6 separate regions of the Homo sapiens genome follow, and all the other regions are linked to region 1. The links are chromatin contacts, found by Hi-C or POLR2A ChIA-PET in ENCODE. All regions are on one chromosome and are shown on one strand. The core of a region is the stretch at or near the end of the contact, and the rest is flanking DNA. Distances in the headings are between cores, read along the strand shown. Region 1 overlaps INPP5D (inositol polyphosphate-5-phosphatase D). Region 2 has its middle 12 kb from the start of TEX44. Region 3 overlaps LOC105376787 (a long non-coding RNA gene). Region 4 holds the start of PTMA (prothymosin alpha). Region 5 has its middle 150 kb from the start of LINC01891. Region 6 has its middle 47 kb from the start of PTMA.

Evidence for each region. Hi-C counts contacts between places; a loop is a spot of excess contacts on that map. ChIA-PET counts read pairs that join two places held with the same protein, here RNA polymerase II (POLR2A). Pooled maps may share reads with other maps.
Region 2: a pooled map shows a loop between it and region 1 (7-fold over the local background). The contact joins two enhancer-like sites. A Hi-C loop is called at or near these places in 3 of 37 single-sample maps with no recorded cell type and 6 of 50 pooled maps.
Region 3: a map with no recorded cell type shows a loop between it and region 1 (6-fold over the local background). The contact joins two enhancer-like sites. A Hi-C loop is called at or near these places in 2 of 37 single-sample maps with no recorded cell type and 4 of 50 pooled maps.
Region 4: a loop to region 1 is called in a pooled map, with 25 times the contacts of the local background. The contact joins the promoter of PTMA here to the enhancer-like site in region 1. A Hi-C loop is called at or near these places in 5 of 37 single-sample maps with no recorded cell type and 8 of 50 pooled maps. POLR2A ChIA-PET finds 5 or more read pairs at or near these places in 2 of 52 experiments (B cell and activated CD8-positive, alpha-beta memory T cell).
Region 5: a loop to region 1 is called in a pooled map, with 5 times the contacts of the local background. The contact joins two enhancer-like sites. A Hi-C loop is called at or near these places in 3 of 37 single-sample maps with no recorded cell type and 9 of 50 pooled maps. POLR2A ChIA-PET finds 5 or more read pairs at or near these places in 1 of 52 experiments (naive thymus-derived CD4-positive, alpha-beta T cell).
Region 6: a loop to region 1 is called in a map with no recorded cell type, with 5 times the contacts of the local background. The contact joins two enhancer-like sites. A Hi-C loop is called at or near these places in 5 of 37 single-sample maps with no recorded cell type and 5 of 50 pooled maps. POLR2A ChIA-PET finds 5 or more read pairs at or near these places in 1 of 52 experiments (activated B cell).

Annotation. Positions count from the first base shown.
Region 1 is chr2:233,080,096-233,082,866 of GRCh38, forward strand. The region is part of intron 2 of INPP5D (inositol polyphosphate-5-phosphatase D); the gene reads left to right. Among named protein-coding and RNA genes, the nearest start is that of INPP5D, 21 kb to the left of the region's middle. RefSeq lists enhancers at 1,609-1,698, 2,209-2,358. Within about 2 kb of position 1,281, at least 12 of the 41 ENCODE cell types and tissues checked have a DNase peak (open chromatin) inside an H3K27ac peak, as active enhancers do; they include B cell, where a contact is called at or near this core.
Region 2 is chr2:231,603,449-231,606,150 of GRCh38, forward strand. No RefSeq gene overlaps it. Among named protein-coding and RNA genes, the nearest start is that of TEX44, 12 kb to the left of the region's middle. RefSeq lists silencers at 986-1,285, 1,416-1,705. Within about 2 kb of position 1,368, at least 35 of the 41 ENCODE cell types and tissues checked have a DNase peak (open chromatin) inside an H3K27ac peak, as active enhancers do.
Region 3 is chr2:231,543,877-231,546,913 of GRCh38, forward strand. All of the region lies in intron 3 of LOC105376787 (a long non-coding RNA gene), which reads left to right. Among named protein-coding and RNA genes, the nearest start is that of NMUR1, 15 kb to the left of the region's middle. RefSeq lists silencers at 1,695-1,924, 1,722-2,016 and an enhancer at 2,025-2,224. Within about 2 kb of position 1,740, at least 20 of the 41 ENCODE cell types and tissues checked have a DNase peak (open chromatin) inside an H3K27ac peak, as active enhancers do.
Region 4 is chr2:231,707,268-231,710,062 of GRCh38, forward strand. PTMA (prothymosin alpha) reads left to right here and starts at 1,258. Exons shown (of 5, transcript NM_002823.5): 1 at 1,258-1,484. The coding sequence starts at 1,440. RefSeq lists enhancers at 1-28, 668-1,305, 1,306-1,944, 1,307-1,366, 1,945-2,582 and silencers at 667-1,066, 1,587-1,766, 2,197-2,506.
Region 5 is chr2:234,307,472-234,310,344 of GRCh38, forward strand. No RefSeq gene overlaps it. Among named protein-coding and RNA genes, the nearest start is that of LINC01891, 150 kb to the right of the region's middle. RefSeq lists an enhancer at 1,572-1,711. Within about 2 kb of position 1,505, at least 5 of the 41 ENCODE cell types and tissues checked have a DNase peak (open chromatin) inside an H3K27ac peak, as active enhancers do.
Region 6 is chr2:231,660,481-231,663,440 of GRCh38, forward strand. No RefSeq gene overlaps it. Among named protein-coding and RNA genes, the nearest start is that of PTMA, 47 kb to the right of the region's middle. RefSeq lists a silencer at 1,525-1,724 and enhancers at 1,838-2,132, 2,065-2,960. Within about 2 kb of position 1,536, at least 35 of the 41 ENCODE cell types and tissues checked have a DNase peak (open chromatin) inside an H3K27ac peak, as active enhancers do.

The DNA.
Region 1 (2,771 bases), core at 31-2,530:
ATTTTTGTATTTTTGGTACAGATGGGGTTTCTCCATGTTGGCCAGGCTGGTCTTAAACTCCTGACAGCGAATGATCTGCCCACCTCGGCCTCCCAAAGTTCTGGGATTATAGGCATGAGCCACCCCGCCAGGCTGCAGTTAAATTTAAAAACAAAAATCAGCTGCACCCGTCCAAGCCCGGGAAGGCCACCCTAAGCACGGTTTACTAAAGCCTTTGTTTCGCCACAAAATGTGACAACTGAGTGTGTGGAAGCCAGGAAAGCTATTGTTATCTGGCTACATGAAGAGCACATGGAGGTGGCAAGAAGGAAGGAGACAAAGTTTCCACATCCCGGGTGTGTGTGTGTGTGTGTGTGTGTGCACGTGACAGAGAGAGAGAGAGAGAGATGCTCAGTTCTCAGGGACTAGAGTAAGAGGCACAGCAGTGCATCCACGTCCCAAGCAGAGTAGCCGGGGTCGACAAAGGTTTGGATATCATGTCATGGAAGAGCAATGACGGCGTTGGAGGAGTTTGTTTGAAAAGAAAGTGGAAGTGGGAGGGGAGAGGCAGGGTACACTCTTCAGTTTCAAAGCTTGAAGGGAATGATTCATTTTGTGCTAACTAGGATGCAGTAGTAGACAGGGAGCTGGACTCAAGGTGTGGGGAGACCACAGGCAAGTCCCTGGAGGCAAAAATCCTCCAGAAGTTGTCAAGAGGGAGAGCGTGGTGAGCAGAACGCCCCTCAGGAAGACAGCTTATGAGGATGGAAGGAATTGCTTCGAGGAGCGATGTGATTGAGAGAGGCCCAAGGGGCATGTGTGATGCAGCCCGGTCCAGGGGCATTTGCTGCGAGGCCTCCTTAGGAGATGCGAGTTTAGGCTCAAGCAGAACCACTCCCTGCGTAGTTAGGCTGGCATTGCTGCCGGCTGCCTCATCCTCCTGCCCCTGAGTCCACTGCAGCCTCTAAGGCACATCTGCTGAAGGCTTTCCACTGGCCTAGGGCGCCCGCAGGTTTGGCCTGGTTCTTAGCAGTCACCAGGAGCAGATGTTGGCACACCTAGTACGAGAAGGTCCTTTCCAGCGCTTGGCAGCTATTTGCCATGGGAATGTCTGTCTCTGACAGGGGCTCTTCACCATGTGTGGGATGTGAGCAGCGGAGGGGAGCCCTGTCTGGGGCAGGCAGTTGGCCTCAATGACCTCTACCATTTTTTTCAAGTCTAGGAGGGCATGAGCTTTTCTGGCAGAGTTGGCATCTGTGATAGGTGGTTTGCTGAGAGGAGTCGGCAAACTCTCTTAAGTTAAAAGTTGGTCGATGCTTTTGATCTTTTTTCCCTTTGTGGTTTCTTCTCTTCCTTCAAAGTGAAGAAAACTTTAAGTATGACTGGAAAAGACATGACTCTGTGGCTTCTAGTAGAGTCGGCACCCGCCGCCTGTAAATGTGTAGACTGCGTCTCCGGTTTGCCCCTCTCTGTCACCATCATACTCTTGCTACTGTGACATCTTGTGACCCTGGGAACTGCTGATGAAATCCGGGGCCTCATCAGGCTACTGGGCAGGGGGTGGTGGTGGTGCAGGGAACAGAAACTCGCCTTGGCTGACTCTGTAAGGGGTAAGGGGTGGGCAGCCTTTGTGGAGATGTGCAGAGCCAGGAAGGAGAAGGCCGCCCTAGGGCCTTGGAACCAGAAGAGCATGGGGTCTGCACGCAGCTTCTCCCATGGATCAGCTCTTCTCTGTGGGGCCGCTCTTCCCAGCCAGCAGCCTCCCTTCTCAGTCCCCAGTCCTAAGAAGGAGTCTGATGGCTCAGCCTCCACGGCTTTCTCCGCATGAGCCACTCAGGGGCTGCCAGTCTGTGTATGAATCGGCTGTCTTGGAGCAGGTACCCCCCTCTGCCTCTCAGAGATGGGGACAGAGTCGTGGGGGCAGCGTGCCTCCTTAAGGTCTCCGCTTAGCCAGGACAGTGGGCGGGCAGCTTTCAGAGAAGATGGGCGGCTCTGCTGGACTTCTCTGCTCCTGACCCCGGCACTAGATCTGTGACCTCCGCAGTAGCTGACATGGTACAGGGAGCTGTGGACCTAGGTGGTCTGAAGAGGTTTTCCTTCAAGGTGAATTAAAGGGGAATTCTCATAGGATTCTCCCAGGTGGACTCACCTTCGAAAATCTACCTCCAAGAGTAAATGACAGCAGACGTCCACTGAGGACCAAGTGCACACTCATGCCCAATTAAGCAGACTCAGAGCCCTTCGGGGAAGCTTTAGCAGTTATTGATCTCTGCCTATTTTAACTCAAGTTCCTCTTTTCATGTTGAGGCAAAACCTCACAGTCTTTTCTGAGCTTAGCCACAGTTTCTAAATAACTCATTCCTGACACCTGAGCCTGTTCAGTGCCACCAGAATACGAGGCTCCCCAAAATAAGAATCTGGCCTGAAATTTTGCCAAGTGAAGCACCGAAAGGCTTTCATTGTTTCTTAGTTTAGTAACTTTAGCTCTTTTCCTGGGGACTTCTGTTCTCTTGTCAACACCAAAGATCTCATCTTTGTTCTTTGCAGACCAACTTCATGGAGTTGGCCCACGTGTCATAGCCCATGACAGCCCTGTATCAATCAGGGAGAGGAGCTGCCTCACCTGGGGGACTCTTTTCTCTCACTCCATCTTTCACAGACTTAAAAAAAATCCGAGATGGGAGGGCAGGATGCAAACTGTAACTTCATCCAACCCCCTCGTTCTAAATATGAGTGTTGCTGAGAACTGCGGAAGTTGGAACTCACAGCCAGGCCTCCCGGCCTCCCCGGCT
Region 2 (2,702 bases), core at 118-2,617, 1.5 Mb before region 1:
CAAAAATAGGCCAGGACTCCAGATGGGGTCCGATGTTTGCCTAATGCCACACAGAGCCCACACCTAGGTTCTGGGACCCGGGGTATGCCTCCCACAACACACAAACTTGCCTGTGAATGCCCTGCACACAACCAGAACCTTCCTTTAAACACGTGCTTTGGAAAGAGCAAGGCACTCAGATCTTTCTGTACTCATCCCCCCAACCCCATGGATTCAAATATATTCCTTTGCATCTCTAAATTTTAAATGTCAAACAATGAGGAAATAGAATTCACCTAAAATTCTGCCTTGGCTACTCACCTCCTGTATTTTATTAGTACTTTTCAAAATACAGTCTTTGGGGAGGAAAAACACCTCCCACCAATGGGCTCACCACACTGAACTTGAACAAGGCACTCAGGGTCCCTCAGTAAGAGATGGTTAGGATTACCCCAGCAGCAGATGGGTAAGTCGAGGCACAGCAGGGCAGGGGCATGGTGGCCGATTGCCGGTGGCCCCTGCGCAGGTTCTGGGCCTTGCGTCCCAGTCTGGGTTCTGGCTTCAGCACTTTATATTCTGCTGCGGCGGGAACAGCCTAAGAACAGAAACTTGGAGGTGGTCAGTGCAGACCCTTCTGGCCCCAATGCCCTCTTCACCCAGGGGTGGCCTGGCCTGGCCTGACTGCCCCGACTGCCCCCAACCCCAGGCAGCGGTGGAGGAGAGGGATGTCACACAGCACAAACGCCGGCGGAGGGGCCACAGGAGTGGGGAGAGCAACCAGGGATGAAGCAGAGTGGGGTGCGCAGGCCTCGCGTCTCCTCCCCCAGGGCAGGTGGCCAAGCTCAGAGATTTCCTGGGTGATTAGGGGGAGGGGCGCGAAAACGCCCCTTGCTGCCACCTGCTCCTTGTTGCCAGAGCAGGAACCCAGGTTGGGGCTTGGGGAGCAAATGAGGCTGGGACAGAGCACGGGGCAGTCAGATGGGGTGAGGCGAACAAAGGCCTCTCTCTGCGAGAGAAATCCCGACTGGCTGCGGGGCGCACTCAGGCCACAATGGGGCTTTCTCCGGCCACAGGCGGCCCGGCCAGCCTGAGGGCAAGGCAGGGCGTCTGCGCTGCCGCGGGCCAGGCGGCACCGCTTCCGCGAGGGAAGAGCAGCTCCCGTGTCGGGGCCGGAGCTGGGGCCGAGGCTCCGAGGCGGGACCAAGGGCGCGGGTGGCCGACGGGGCCTGCAAGACCGGCCGAGCACCCCCAGCCCCAGCCCGGCCCGGCCCAGCAGGCCCGGCCCAGCAGGCCCGGCCCAGCAGGCCCGGCCCAGCAGGCCCGGCCCCGCCGTCTCCATGGCGACCGTGACCTCAACGCCTGGGCGGGGAGGGAGAGGCTGAGCCGGTTGCTGCGCGACGGCCCAGTGACGTCAGACAATTGAGTTTGGTTCCCAAGGCAACTGGCCGGGCAGCTGGGCCGGGAACTATTTGTGTCTGTCCCCAGAGGGGCTGCGGAGCCTCCAGGGTCTGGCGCAGCTGAGGAAATGCGCTCCTGGCCCGGGGCAGGCGGGGGCCGGGACACAGAGGCCCTTTCAGCCCCGGAAGGCTGCGGGCCCGGGCGGGGCGGGGCGGCACCCTCCAGGAGGACGCCCGGCCTTCTCCCCACTTCTGCCTGGGAGGCCCCTGGCCCGCCGGGCTTTGTCCTATTTATAAACGTGCTCCTGAGTAAACTCCCTGAAGAAAGGGGCCTCTGTGTGCGGCAGCCCGGCCCACAGCGCCGCCCTCAGCACACAGTAGGCGCTCAGCATGGCCTTCTCATGGGACTGAGGACAAGCACCGATCCTTGGGAGCTGCCAGGCGCCTCCAGCACCCAGAACCCCTGACATCGAGCGCCTGGACACCTGTTCCCGAAGCCCTGTGAGCTGATGGGCTACGTAACCTCTGGGCCGCAATGCTAGAATAAAATGCATGGACACTTGTTCCAAAACGATGGAGGGACGGTGTGGGAAACAGGCCCCAGCCCTGTCGACTGAGGGTGAATGCACGAGTGAAAGTGACAATACATGGGTAAACTGAGGCAGGCGGCATCAGCCGTAGAGGAGAGAGGATGAGGTTCCAACCTGGGGTGTAAGAGAAACAAGATGCTACAGGAGCAGAAGGGCCATCAGCTGTGCTAAGATAAAGCAGGGACCTAAATTTGGGCCTGAGAGCTGGTCCAGGCCTGCCAGTGGCAGTGGCTCAAGACGTGGGGCGCTGTGACTGGGTCTCAGACCCAGTGATGCCACCAACCCAGGCTTCTCCCAGGCTCCTCCCCCAGTAGCACTCTGTCACTACAGGGTGACATCCAGGCCCTTCACGATCTGTCTCCAGGGAGCCACCACCTCCCCCAGCCCAACAGGCCAAGCACTGACATCCAAACCAACTGACTACCCAGGAGCCTGGGCATGCTTTGTCCGTCTGGCCCAGGGAGGCATCTGCCCATCCCTGTGAATAGCAGCGTCTCTCCTCAACAGTCAGTGACTGCCTTCTGACAGCCTGACCAGGGGGTCTGAGTGCGAGAGGCATCTGGCATCTCTGAAAAAGCAGCTCCAGCCTGGCTTCCAGGGCAGGGACTCTCCACTGCCAGATCTGCAGACTCTCCACCACCAGGGCGCCTACTGCAGTTGGGAAAAGCCTCAGATCTATGTCCTCTCCTGTCTGGGTGGAGCAGGCACCATGATCCCTGTTTCATGCACAAGGACA
Region 3 (3,037 bases), core at 490-2,989, 1.5 Mb before region 1:
AGTTTGAGACCAGCCTGACCAACATGGAGAAACCCCGTCTCTACTAAAAATACAAAATTAGCCAGGCATGGTGGTGCATGCCTGTAATCCCAGCTACTGGGGAGGCTGAGGCAGGAGAATCGCTTGAACCCGGGAGGTGGAGGTTGTGGTGAGCCAAAATCGTACCACTGCACTCCAACCTGGGCAACAAGAGCGAAACTCTGTCTCAAAACAAAACAACAACAACAAACACAACACTGTACTGTACACTTTCGATGGGTATGTGAATTATGTATCAATAAAACTGTTTTTAAAAATACACCAGGCACAGTGGCTCATGCCTATGATCCCAGCACTTTGGGAAGCCAAGGCGGGTGGATCACTTGAGGCCAGGAGTTTGAGACCAACCTGGCCAACATGGTGAAACCCTGTCTCTACCAAAAATACAAAAATTAGCAGGGTGTGGTGGCACATGCCTATAATCCCAGCTACTCTGGCAGCTGAGGCAAGAGGTTACAGTGAGCTGAGATCACGCCACTGCACTCCAGCCTGGGCAAGAGAGCCAGACCCTGTCTCAAAAAATAAATAATAAATAAAAATAAAAATAGGTAACAAATGCACCACAGCTTCCTTGTCCCTGGGCGGGACAATTCTAAGCCATGTTCCACAGGGTATCTCAGGGGGTCCCCACCGTGTTGCCTGCCCATAGTCCTGACTGGCCTGGGAATGAATACACACTTCATTTTCTGTTGTTTTTTTTTTGACACGGAGTCTCGCTCCGTCACCCAGGCTGGAGTGCAGTGGCGCGATCTCGGCTCACTGCAAGCTCCGCCTCCCAGGTTCACGCCATTCTCCTGTCTCAGCCTCCCAAGCAGCTGGGACCACAGGTGCACACCACCATGCCTGGCGATTTTTTTTTTTTTTTTGAGATGGAGTCTTGCTCTGTCGCCCAGGCTGGAGTGCAGTGGCGTGATCTTGGCTCACTGCAAGCTCCGTCTCCCAGGTTCACGCCATTCTCCTGCCTCAGCCTCCCAAGTAGCTGGGACTACAAGTACCCACCACCACGCCTGTCTAATTTTTTCTATTTTTAGTAGAGACAGGGTTTCACCATGTTAGCCAGGATGGTCTCGATCTCCTGACCTCGTGATCCGCCCGTCGAGGCCTCCCAAAGTGCTGGGATTACAGGCGTAAGCCACCGCTCCCGGCCACTGCAATTTTTTTTTTTTTTTTTTTTTTGTATTTTTAGTAGAGATGAGGTTTCACTGTGTTAGCCAGGGTGGTCTGGATCTCCTGACCTCGTGATCCGCCCACCTCGGCCTCCCAAAGTGCGGGGATTACAGGCGTGAGCCACCGGGCCCAGCCAGAATGCACACTTCATTTTCTTTCTTCTCTTCGTTATCTCTCTTCCTCCACCCCCTCACCATGCTTTCTGGGCTTACGTATCAAATAAACGATTTCATCAAGTTCATGCTTCCAGGTCTTCCTTTTGAAGAAACCCAAGCCACAGCAATCCCCCTTGTTGGGCTGGAAATCAAGAAACCCCTTGGGGTAGAGCTGACCCTGAGCCCTGTCTGTAGGGAAACTGGCCAGGAGTGCTGTCCCCCTGGCTGACTGCCCAAGGCGTGGAGCAAAGTCAAGAACAGCCACAGAGCTGTCCTCAGCCATCAGGCATCCACCTGATGTGATTTGCACACAGGCTGACACACATTTTCAGGCCTGGGAACAGTAGCAGGGACCGTTAAACAGTCAGGCCCTGTCACTGCCCCTTACCCCAGAGGCAAGCTGTGTGGGACGTGTTCACTTCCCCTGAAGCTTATTTTGCCTCTTCCTGTGGCTGGGCTGTATCTGACCACACAAACCACCAAGACTGAGACAAATGAGTTTACGGAAGGGTGTGGGGCAGAGTTCAGCAGAGTCTGTGGGAAGGGTCAGACTCCTTGACTGTGATCTTCAACTCTCCGATTAAGAGAAGGCAAAGATTGCACAGCCAAGACTTGAAATTAGGGAACCAGGAACACCCTTCTGGCCCCTCACAGAAGAGGTGTATTCATTTGCCAGGGCTGCCACAACAAAATATCACAGGCTGGGTGGATAAACAACAGACATTTATCTTCTCCTAGTTCTAGAGACTGAAGTCCAAGATCAAGATATCGGTAGATTTGGTTTCTCCGGAGGCCTCTCTCCTTGGCTTGCAGGCGACCATCTTCTCTCTCCCGGGTCTTCTTAGGGTCTTTCTGTGCACACACATATCTGTGTCCTAATCTCTTCTCATAAGGACGTGAGCCATATTGCACTAAGGCCCACCCCTGTAAACTTATTTTACCGTAATTACCTCTTTTCAGGCCCTATCTCCCAATACAGTCATATTCCAAGGTACTGAAGGTTAACACTTCAACACAGGAATTTGGGGGTGATGTAGCTCAGCCCATAACAAGGGGAAAGGAGGCACAGGGACCAGTGCAATGAGGCGTCCTCTGCCCAGCGAGGCCCCTGTCATTTTGGCTGTGAACTCACTGACCGCCACCCTAAGCACAGGCCAAGAGTCAAAAGGCAGAGAGGAGAGCTATGGGCTCAACACGGCCTCCGCCACTGGCCTCCAGGCAGAGATTGGGAAATGAATGCCCGGAATTTTATTCTTTCACAAATTCAGCCCTGTTCAGCCTCCGTCAAACGCCCTCATCTTCAACCCAAAGACAGTTGGTCAATGTTAATGTTCCCAACACTCACATACAGGGTTGCTCAGAGCAACAACACCAGAGAGCCTCAGGCTGGCTCAAAGATTGCAGGAGTTGATCATATAATAAGGATTTTGATTTTATGTTTTATATATTTTACTGAGATGTTAGTTTTACATGCCAACTTGGCTAGGCCAAGCTAATAACTAGTACCCAGTTTTTGTTTGTTTGTTTTTGTTGTTGTTGTTTTGAAACAGAGTCTCACTTTGTTGCCCAGGCTAGAGTGCAATGGCACAATCTTGGCTCACTGCAACCTCCACCTCCCAGCTTCAAGCAATTCTCCTGCCTCAGCCTCCCAAGTAGCTGGGGCTACAGGTGCGCAC
Region 4 (2,795 bases), core at 8-2,507, 1.4 Mb before region 1:
TTTCCCACACAACCGATTTCTTAGTTCGACAGCTAAGTGCGGTGGCGATAAGGCCAGCGTAGCCTGTTGTTCTCGGATCGCCCACGTGAGCTAGATCGCTACGTCACGCCACGCTTGCCGAGCCCGGCGCCATCTTGAGTGTGGCGTTTTGATGCTCCCCTTTCTCGGGGCTCCGCATGGTTCTCTAAATGGTCCCCCAAATTTCAGGTAGTCCCCAAAGATTAGCCCAACTGGCTCCAGAGACGATGATTTTTCCCGAGGAACTCTGTAATGTTCATGTGCCCATCGCAGTCCAGCAGTGGGGTGGGAGAAGGGTAGACTCGATGGCCCGGCAGGCCCCTGGAGGAGGCTGCCCTGAGGCTGTCGCGACGGCAGTGACCGCTCGGGACAGACCCTAACTAGAAACCTAGAATGAGGGGACCGCTATGCCGTGCGGGGCCCGCGGGCTGTCCCACTCGAGGGCTGGAGCCGGCATCGCGCATCGAGTCCGCTTGATACATGAATCCGTGTGTGCTTGGGACGGTGCCCGCTTGTCGACTGACTTGGCCGACGGACGCCGGACCTGATGGTGGGCAATCGAGGTCGCCTGCCCACAGGACTAGGGGTGCCCTGCCCTGGGAGGGCGCGAGGGCATGGCAGAGGGACGGGGCGGCCCAGGTGCCCGGGTCTCGGCCTCGTGACCTCGTTGCTCGTCGTGGGGCTGCCGTCCACTTGCACTGGGACAATCCTTGGTCCAAGGCGCCCAGGCGCGGGGGGCGGGCACCTCCGCGGGCACTGCGCTGGGCACCGCCCGGGGCGAGCGCGGCCCAGCACCCCGCCTTCCCCTCCCCCGCGCTGGCAGCCGTCGTGTGCCCGCCGCCCCCTCTTCCCTCCCCCTCCTTCCGAGCAGCCGCGGGGAGGGCGGGAGAGGGAGGGAAGGGGGTTGGGCGGGCAGCTTTGCCGCGCTTTGGCTTTCTGCGTCAGCAGCCCCAGCAAAACAGCTGCGGGAGCGCGCGTCCGGAACGCGCTCGCGCACCCCTCCCCCGCGCCCTCGGCCCTGCTGAGACCCGGCAAACTCCGGCCTTGAATGACAGTGCGATCGGCGACTGCGCAGCGCGGGACGCGCCGGGGCACTGCCGCTTTAAGCACGCTTGTCCATTGTTCGGAATCGAGCCAATGAGCGAGCGCCCGCTCCCTGCGCTCAGCCAATAGCGGCCGGGCATGGGAAGCCGAGCGCCGCCCACTAATCTATATTAAAGCTTCTGGCGCCGCGTGAGTCCCCCACTGGCTGCTCTGAAAAGCCATCTTTGCATTGTTCCTCATCCGCCTCCTTGCTCGCCGCAGCCGCCTCCGCCGCGCGCCTCCTCCGCCGCCGCGGACTCCGGCAGCTTTATCGCCAGAGTCCCTGAACTCTCGCTTTCTTTTTAATCCCCTGCATCGGATCACCGGCGTGCCCCACCATGTCAGACGCAGCCGTAGACACCAGCTCCGAAATCACCACCAAGGTGAGGCTGGACGCCGCCCGCCCCCTCGGGGTCCGCGCGCCGCCGCTCGGGCGGTGTTTGGCGCGCAGCAGCTGGACTGTCTCAAGCCCGCTGTTGCTCCCTCTCGCGGGGAAACGGCCCGCCCCCGGCGCGGTGCCCTCAGGCAGCCCACTCTTTGTGTGGTGCGGGGGAGGGGGCGGGAACCGCCGCGGGCAGACGTGATGCCCGTCGGGGAGTGGGCCGGGCGCCCTCGGGGGCCGAGGGCTAGGCGCGGAGGCCGGCTCACGGCCCTCGAAACTCGTCTGTGGCCGGTATGAGTGGCGGCGGGAGGAGAAGAGCCTGGCTGGGGGTCGTCGGCCCGCCGGGCGCACGGAAATAACTTTGAAACTCAAGCGCGTTGGGAATCGGAAGTGCTGGGGGGCGCGTGTTGGGGCGCGGGCCGGCCGCGGGAAGTGGCGGCGAGCGCCCGCCGGCCGCGCTGCTCTTTGTTCGGCGCCAGGCCGGCGGTTTCGCGCCCTGCAGCGGACCTGAGGTGGTTTGTCTAGACTAAGTCCCGATAAGGCGGATGGGGCGACGGGCTGGCTGGCCGCGACGTCGGCCGTCCCGGCGGAGGTGTGACGGGCTTATCCGCTTTGGGCGCTCTGGGAGGCGGGGGTGGGCGCCCTTCGAGGTGAGTGCGCCGGGAGCGGCCGCCCAGCTTCAGTCATGCACCCGCGGTGCCGGGCTTGGCTGAGGAGGCGAGAGCCCACGCGCCGCAGGGAGGAAAGAGAAAGTGAAGCGCGGCGCTGGGGCGACGATGGGCGCCCCCCGCGGCTGCCCGGGAGCACCGTGTGCGCCGCAGCTCGGGGCGACGCGGGCCAACACGGCGGCCGCGACAGGCCAATGGTAGGGTCGAACTGGGGGGGCGCCCGGGCCCCGTGGCGGGTTCACTGCCCTCGGCTATGAGGTCCTGCGCGGCTGGTGCGGCTCCGCTCCTGTTGTCGGCGCCGCCTCGGTCCCACTGCCCGCCCTGGGTAGCGTCTCCGCCCTTGGCGGGAGCGGGGCGCTCTCAGACTGACTGGCTCTTTCTTAATATTTCGGCCCTCGTCCGCGCCCGTCGTGCCCCTGCAGGGATTGGCGCGAGTCACCTTGGCGTCTCCTTAACCCTTGTGTCCCTGGCGTCATCTCTGACTCTCCCAGGGGCGACTTCTTGGCAGAGCGGAGCTCGGGGCCCGGATCTCCACAGGGGCTCTCAGTGACCCCTTCTGGACTCAGTCCGGGAATGAGTTTGTGGGGTGAGAACACCGTCCCCAGTGCGGGGCCTGGCTGTTCGATTTTCTCCGAAGCACCAAA
Region 5 (2,873 bases), core at 255-2,754, 1.2 Mb after region 1:
CATAAGCCACAATAATAAGTGCTCATTGTCTTAAGGTACTGAGTTTGGGATAATTTGTTACACAGCAAGAGGTAACTGATACAAGTGGCTACTATGTTAAGCTTGGGGATACCAACATGAATTAACACTAAATATCCACCTGCAAGTAACTTACAATGTAATGAGGAAGCAACAGTTACAATAAGGTAAGTGATATATGCTACTAGAGTTAGGGTTAGAGTTAGAGAACTTGAGAGGAACTTAACGGGTGCTATAAAAAAGGAACTCAATAGGTGCCATTCGGGTTCAGAGAAACAAGGCACAAACTCTGCCTTGGAGGTTAGCAAAGCCTGAGAATGAGAGTCTTGTCTACCAGTGGAGGCTCCCTTTCATTGCCTGCTTCTCAGGCAGAAAGGAAGTTTTCTCCAAAATAACACATGTGCCAAGCAAGGTGTGGACAAATAACCAGACAGCTCTGAGCATGCCCTGCATCGAACACTAGACCAATTGCTTATGGTTGGAAACAATTGAGATCAGACCCAAGGTTTGACTCACATAGGAACAAGTTAACTTCCTGGGATCCAGGGCAACAGAATCCACCTTCACCTCCAGTGGGCCATCTTGCGAAGGAAAGCTGTTGGACTCTAAAGGTGCAGTGGGGTCGGTCCATATCCATGGCCAATCCTGAGTGAGGGCCTTGCTGATGTGGAGAACCCCAGCTTAGTCACTGAGCAGGCATCTCCTTGTCCAAATACCAAGGACAGACACCGCAGGCCACCGACCACTGTAACAGCAAAATAAATTTGTTCCAGGGAAAATGCTAAACATGTGACTGATTTTTTTCCTGTAGTTCTTAAAAAAAAAAAATTCCCTGTGCATCTTGATGATGCATCATTTGTAAGATGCTTTGTTTGCCTACAGTGGTGTCTGGTGGAGGACTAGGGATGGACACTCTAATTCAGAAAGTAAAGAAAAGTAATTGACAGCTTTCCTTCTGTAATTTTGTTTGAGTTCATAAAATAGAGAATTGCTGTAAGCCTAAAAGCAACTGATGGCTGACACCAAAATCGAAACATGGATATGCTCAGCCTGACATCTTAGGAAGCCGCCAACGATACTGTGTGCAAGCCCATCACCCAGCATCTCCCTGGGTATCCCAGGCTTCTTAACCAGAGGAACTTGCACAGAGAAACCAAATTGTGGATGGTTACAGCCATGTGAGTAGGGCTGATCTATCTTTACCTGACAACTGCACATGCAAGGTTAGCCCTTGTTCTGAAGAGCAGATTCTTCTCTGAAATCTGATGCTCTTTGTCTGGACTTTTCAGAAGGAGAGAGAGCATAATGCTTAATTTTATAAGTGACTGATTTGAACTGTGTAACGTCTAGAGATATTTCTCAGAGGTTTACTATCGGTCACAAAAAATATAACATGACTCAGAGAAGAACTGATTTCCCTTTTTTGAAAAGTAGAGAAGCCACAGGGCAAACAAATGAGGCAGCTTCCCCTGGCTCATGCGGAAAGATTGACGTCAATCTCCAAGTAGCTGAGACAGCTCACGCTTGCTTGGGCTCATGAGGAAGAAGTGGAAATCTCTGTGCCACAAAACCCAAAGGCATAATGTCAAAACCCCATCTGTAAGCAGGAGAGAGCTTCAAGGCTGGATGGGCCATGGTCTGATTACAGAGCCAGTTTCACAAAAGACATGGGGTTTACAGCATCACAGGGAGAAAGAGGAGATCGTCAGTTAAATGAAAGAGAACAGTGGATAAAATGACTCTTTTAAGTGTGCTGCCTTTCAGTTCACTGGCTCACAATTTAATGGCAAATAACCAGAAAAATGCCACAAGTCGTCCTTGCTATGAAGTCTCCAAACTCTAGCTAGGTTTAATGGTGCAACATCTGCATATTTGTATTAGTCTGTTTTCATGCTGCTGATAAAGATATACCTGAGAGTGAGCAATTTACAAAAGAAAGAGGTTTAATTGGACTTATAGTTCCACATGGGTGGGGAGGCCTCACAATCATGGCGGAAGGCAAGGAAAAGCAAGTCACGTCTTACGTGGATGGCAGCAGGCAAAGAAAGAGAATTTGTGCAGGGAAACTCCCATTTTTAAAACCATCAGATCTCATGAGACTCATTCACCATCATGAGAACAGCTCAGGAAAGACCGCCCCCCACCCCCATAGTTCGATCACCTCCCCTTATGGGAATTGTGGGAGTTACAGTCAAGATGAGATTTGGGTGGGGACACAGCCAAACCATATAAATATTCCAGCTGCCACTTTGCAGAGTAAATGGTGAGAAGTGATTGGAATCTGGATATAGAGTGCAGGTCAAGCTGACAAATTTTGTATATGGTTTACATGTAGAGCATGAGAGAAAAGAGAAGGCAAGGATTACACCAAGGCCATGACCTGAACAGCTCTTGCCTCGGTGCCTCCAGGTGTGTGGGATGTGTTTGCTTTCTGCTTCTACCTTTCTGGTGCTACTATCAACTTTTTGTCCAGGAACCCCTTGTCTATGGAGTTGTGCCTTCCAGTGGTGTAGACCATCTGCTTCTTCTTCCCAAACCAGGAAACCGAAATGCCACAAAACAGCGCATGCCCTTACTGCGTGTGAAGTCCTTCGGCATTTTATCTTCTCTTCCATTAGTTGTATTTTTTAAAAAGTTTCTCAAAATCCACTACACAGATTCTCTATCCTCTATCGAGTCATGACCCACAATTTTGAAAATCACTCTTTCAGACAACACTGTATGAGAATATTTTTCCTGCTTGAAGCCAAGGGAGAAATAACACTGCTTCTATCCCCAGGCACACTCTAAAGGACACTGGAGAAAGGGGACAGAACCAGCAGCAGGTGCCCACACGTCAGGAAACACTCATCCGC
Region 6 (2,960 bases), core at 286-2,785, 1.4 Mb before region 1:
TCGAACTCTTGACCTCAAGTGATCCACCCATCTCGGTCTCCCAAAGTATTGGGATAACAGTCGTGAGCCACTGCACCCGGCCACCTTGTTAAAGTTTTAAAAAGAGAAATAAGGATGGACACAATTAAAAGATCATATAGACCTTAAGGACTTGGAAACTGAGGTTGCAAGTCAGACACCTCAACTTGGATGAAGGATCTCTGCTCCGCTATTAGTTTATGAATTTGGGCAAGGCTAATAACCTTAAAATCTCAGCTGCTTCAGGTATCAATGACGAATGATCCCTGCCCTCTGCCTTCTACTTTGACCCCATTCTGACCTGCAAAAATGCCGTTCCTCATAATCCTCAAATGAGCTGCGGAAACTTGAAAGGTAATTGTGACCTGCGAATGTGCTACTGACTACTGAGACCCTGTAGGAAAAAATAAAGGGAGGGAGGAATACGGATACTTTTCCTTCCAACCCCATGACCTGATCACAAGAGTTATGTGCATTCTGGATCCCAAGTCACCAGATAACTAACATTCTAACCTTTGAACGTGGTCTCTCAACTGGCCGGGACCTAGCTCTCCCCAGAGACCGTGAGAAACTGGCAGTTGACCGGCTCCTCTGAGCCTGCTGAGTTTTTTTCTATTTGCCCAACCACAGCTCTGCCAGAGAAGCAAAAACTGCTCCAGTATGTATGTAAACCATGAACCAAACTTCCTAATGCACGGAAGAGCGCTGGCAGGAACCATGCCACTGAATCAGACAGTGGCTGTACTGGAAGGTGGAAAAGACTATTCGTCCTTTCGCGTCCTTTAAGTACTTCTGTACTTATCTCTGTGTGTCAGTTCTTCCACGTGGACCTGGTTATGAAAGTTAATGCACTTAAAACAGGGCCTGGCATACTGCAAACGGAAGGTGAACACTACCATTCTTTCTTTCAAAAATTTCTACTGGCCGGGCGCGGTGGCTCACACCTGTAATCTCAGCACTTTTGGAGGCTGAGGCGGGCAGATCACGAGGTCAATATATCGAGACCATCCTGGCCAACATGGTGAAACCCCTTCTCTACTAAAAATACAAAAATTAACTGGGCGTGGTGGTGGGCGCCTGTAGTCCCAGCTCATAGGGAGACTGACGCAGAATTGCTTGAAAGCGGGAGGCGGAAGTTGCAGTGAGCTGAGATCGCGCCACTGAACTCCAGCCTGGGCAACGACAGCGAAACTCCGTCTCAAAAACAAACTTCTACCAAGAACTTGTATTAGTTTTATGGCTAAGGTTTGCTTTTAAACATTTTCTTGATCATTGTTTTACAGGAACATCTCTTTAATGGAAATTTTTAAACTTATTTTTGCCTCCCCCAAATCCATAACCCCAATTTGAAGTAGAAAGTTGCAAACTATGGGGATGAATTTGCGGAAGGGTATGTCTTTTCTTTTTCTATGAACAACTCAGAATCACATCTCAAAAGGTGTAGGCACTTTCAAGAACGCTTCATCCGCCCGCTTTAAGCACGCGCACCGACGAAAGAGTTTGGGGAGCGAGCGCCTCGGGCTTCCCCGGAGGGGAATTTTCACCCCCGCCAGAGGAAGAGGGCCCAGCTGCGCCATTAGCGCGTGCGAGGGAAAATGGAGGCTCCTGGTCCCACCCGCGCACCGGCGCCTGCGCCCTGGGCGCCCACCCCGGCCCGCGAGGCGGCCACGGCCGGAGAGAGAGGGCAAGGGAACCAGTGCCGTGTCGCGCCCCACCCTGCGCCCGAGCGCAGTGCCGGCGAGCCCGGCTCCGGCCCTTGAGAGTCCGCTCCAGGCCGCTCCACACCACGAGCCGCTCCGCAAGTTTGCAGCGCTCCGTGCTTTCCCTCCAGCCCTTTGTGTTCTAGCGCGCGTCGGAAGGAACGCGGGAACGCGCGCCGTGCTGTGCGCCTGCGCAAGGGTTCAGGCGGTGCGCCAAGCCTGGAGTCAAGAGTGGGCGAGGCTCTCGGCCGCTCCGCCCCGGGCCGCCTTCGCTCCGCCCCTCGCCCGCCATTTCGTGCTCCGCCGCGTCTCCCGCGTCTGGGGCGCGGCTTCCGCGTGATGGACGCCCGGAAGCCGGCACAACAAATGCCCAAGCGCCAGGGCTTCGCTGTCTGCAGGTCCTTCCGCTGCCCGCGGAGCGAAGATGGCGCCTAGAGCTTGCAGCGTTGCCCAAATATGGGGGGAATTAGGCGCCTCTACCTCCTCAAGAAGGGTCTGCCGGCTGACCTCGGGGGTGTGCACGTCCTTCTGTGTGCAGAACCCTGGGGCGTGCGCCTTTCTGTATGTGCACAACCTCGGAAGTGTGCGCATACCCTTGCTTACACTCCCTAGCACGCACACCAAAACTCTGGCATGCACGAACCCGCGGGTTTCCATGTTTTCGTATGTGCACGACCTCGAGGATGTACTTGGACCCGAGAATGTCCGCATTTGTGTTTGCACAGGTCCGGGTGTGCACGGACACGTGCATTCAGGAATGTAGTGGTTCACAGAAGCCGCTGTTTGCGCGGCCCGGGGATGTACGTGGACCCTCGAGTGCTAGCCCCGCCTCCGCTGTCTGTGGCCCGCGAACACGATCTTGTTTCCGGCCTGTTTTGGATTCATTTGCACTTGCCCAGTTTACATGCAAAGCATAATCTGCCGACCACCCCAAGCAATTTTTAATCTTTCCTTCGTTCTTTCTTCACTGATTTTTTGGCTCCTGCCCTGGACCCAACTTTGCACTTGGGCGCACACGGTGATAGTGACGCAGAGCATGAAGCCAGTGGGAGAAACGCCTAGAAATAGGCAGTTAGGACAACCTGAGACCACTGTGAAGGAGGCGCTTGGCTTGTCAATGACAGGGGAAGCGGCCTGGAGGAAGCCGTGAGCCGAGACCAGGGCATGGGGTAGAGGGAATAGGGTAATGGGCCCAGGACTGTTTGGGGAGGCATTCAGTCTCATTTGAGAGGATGGTGGGTG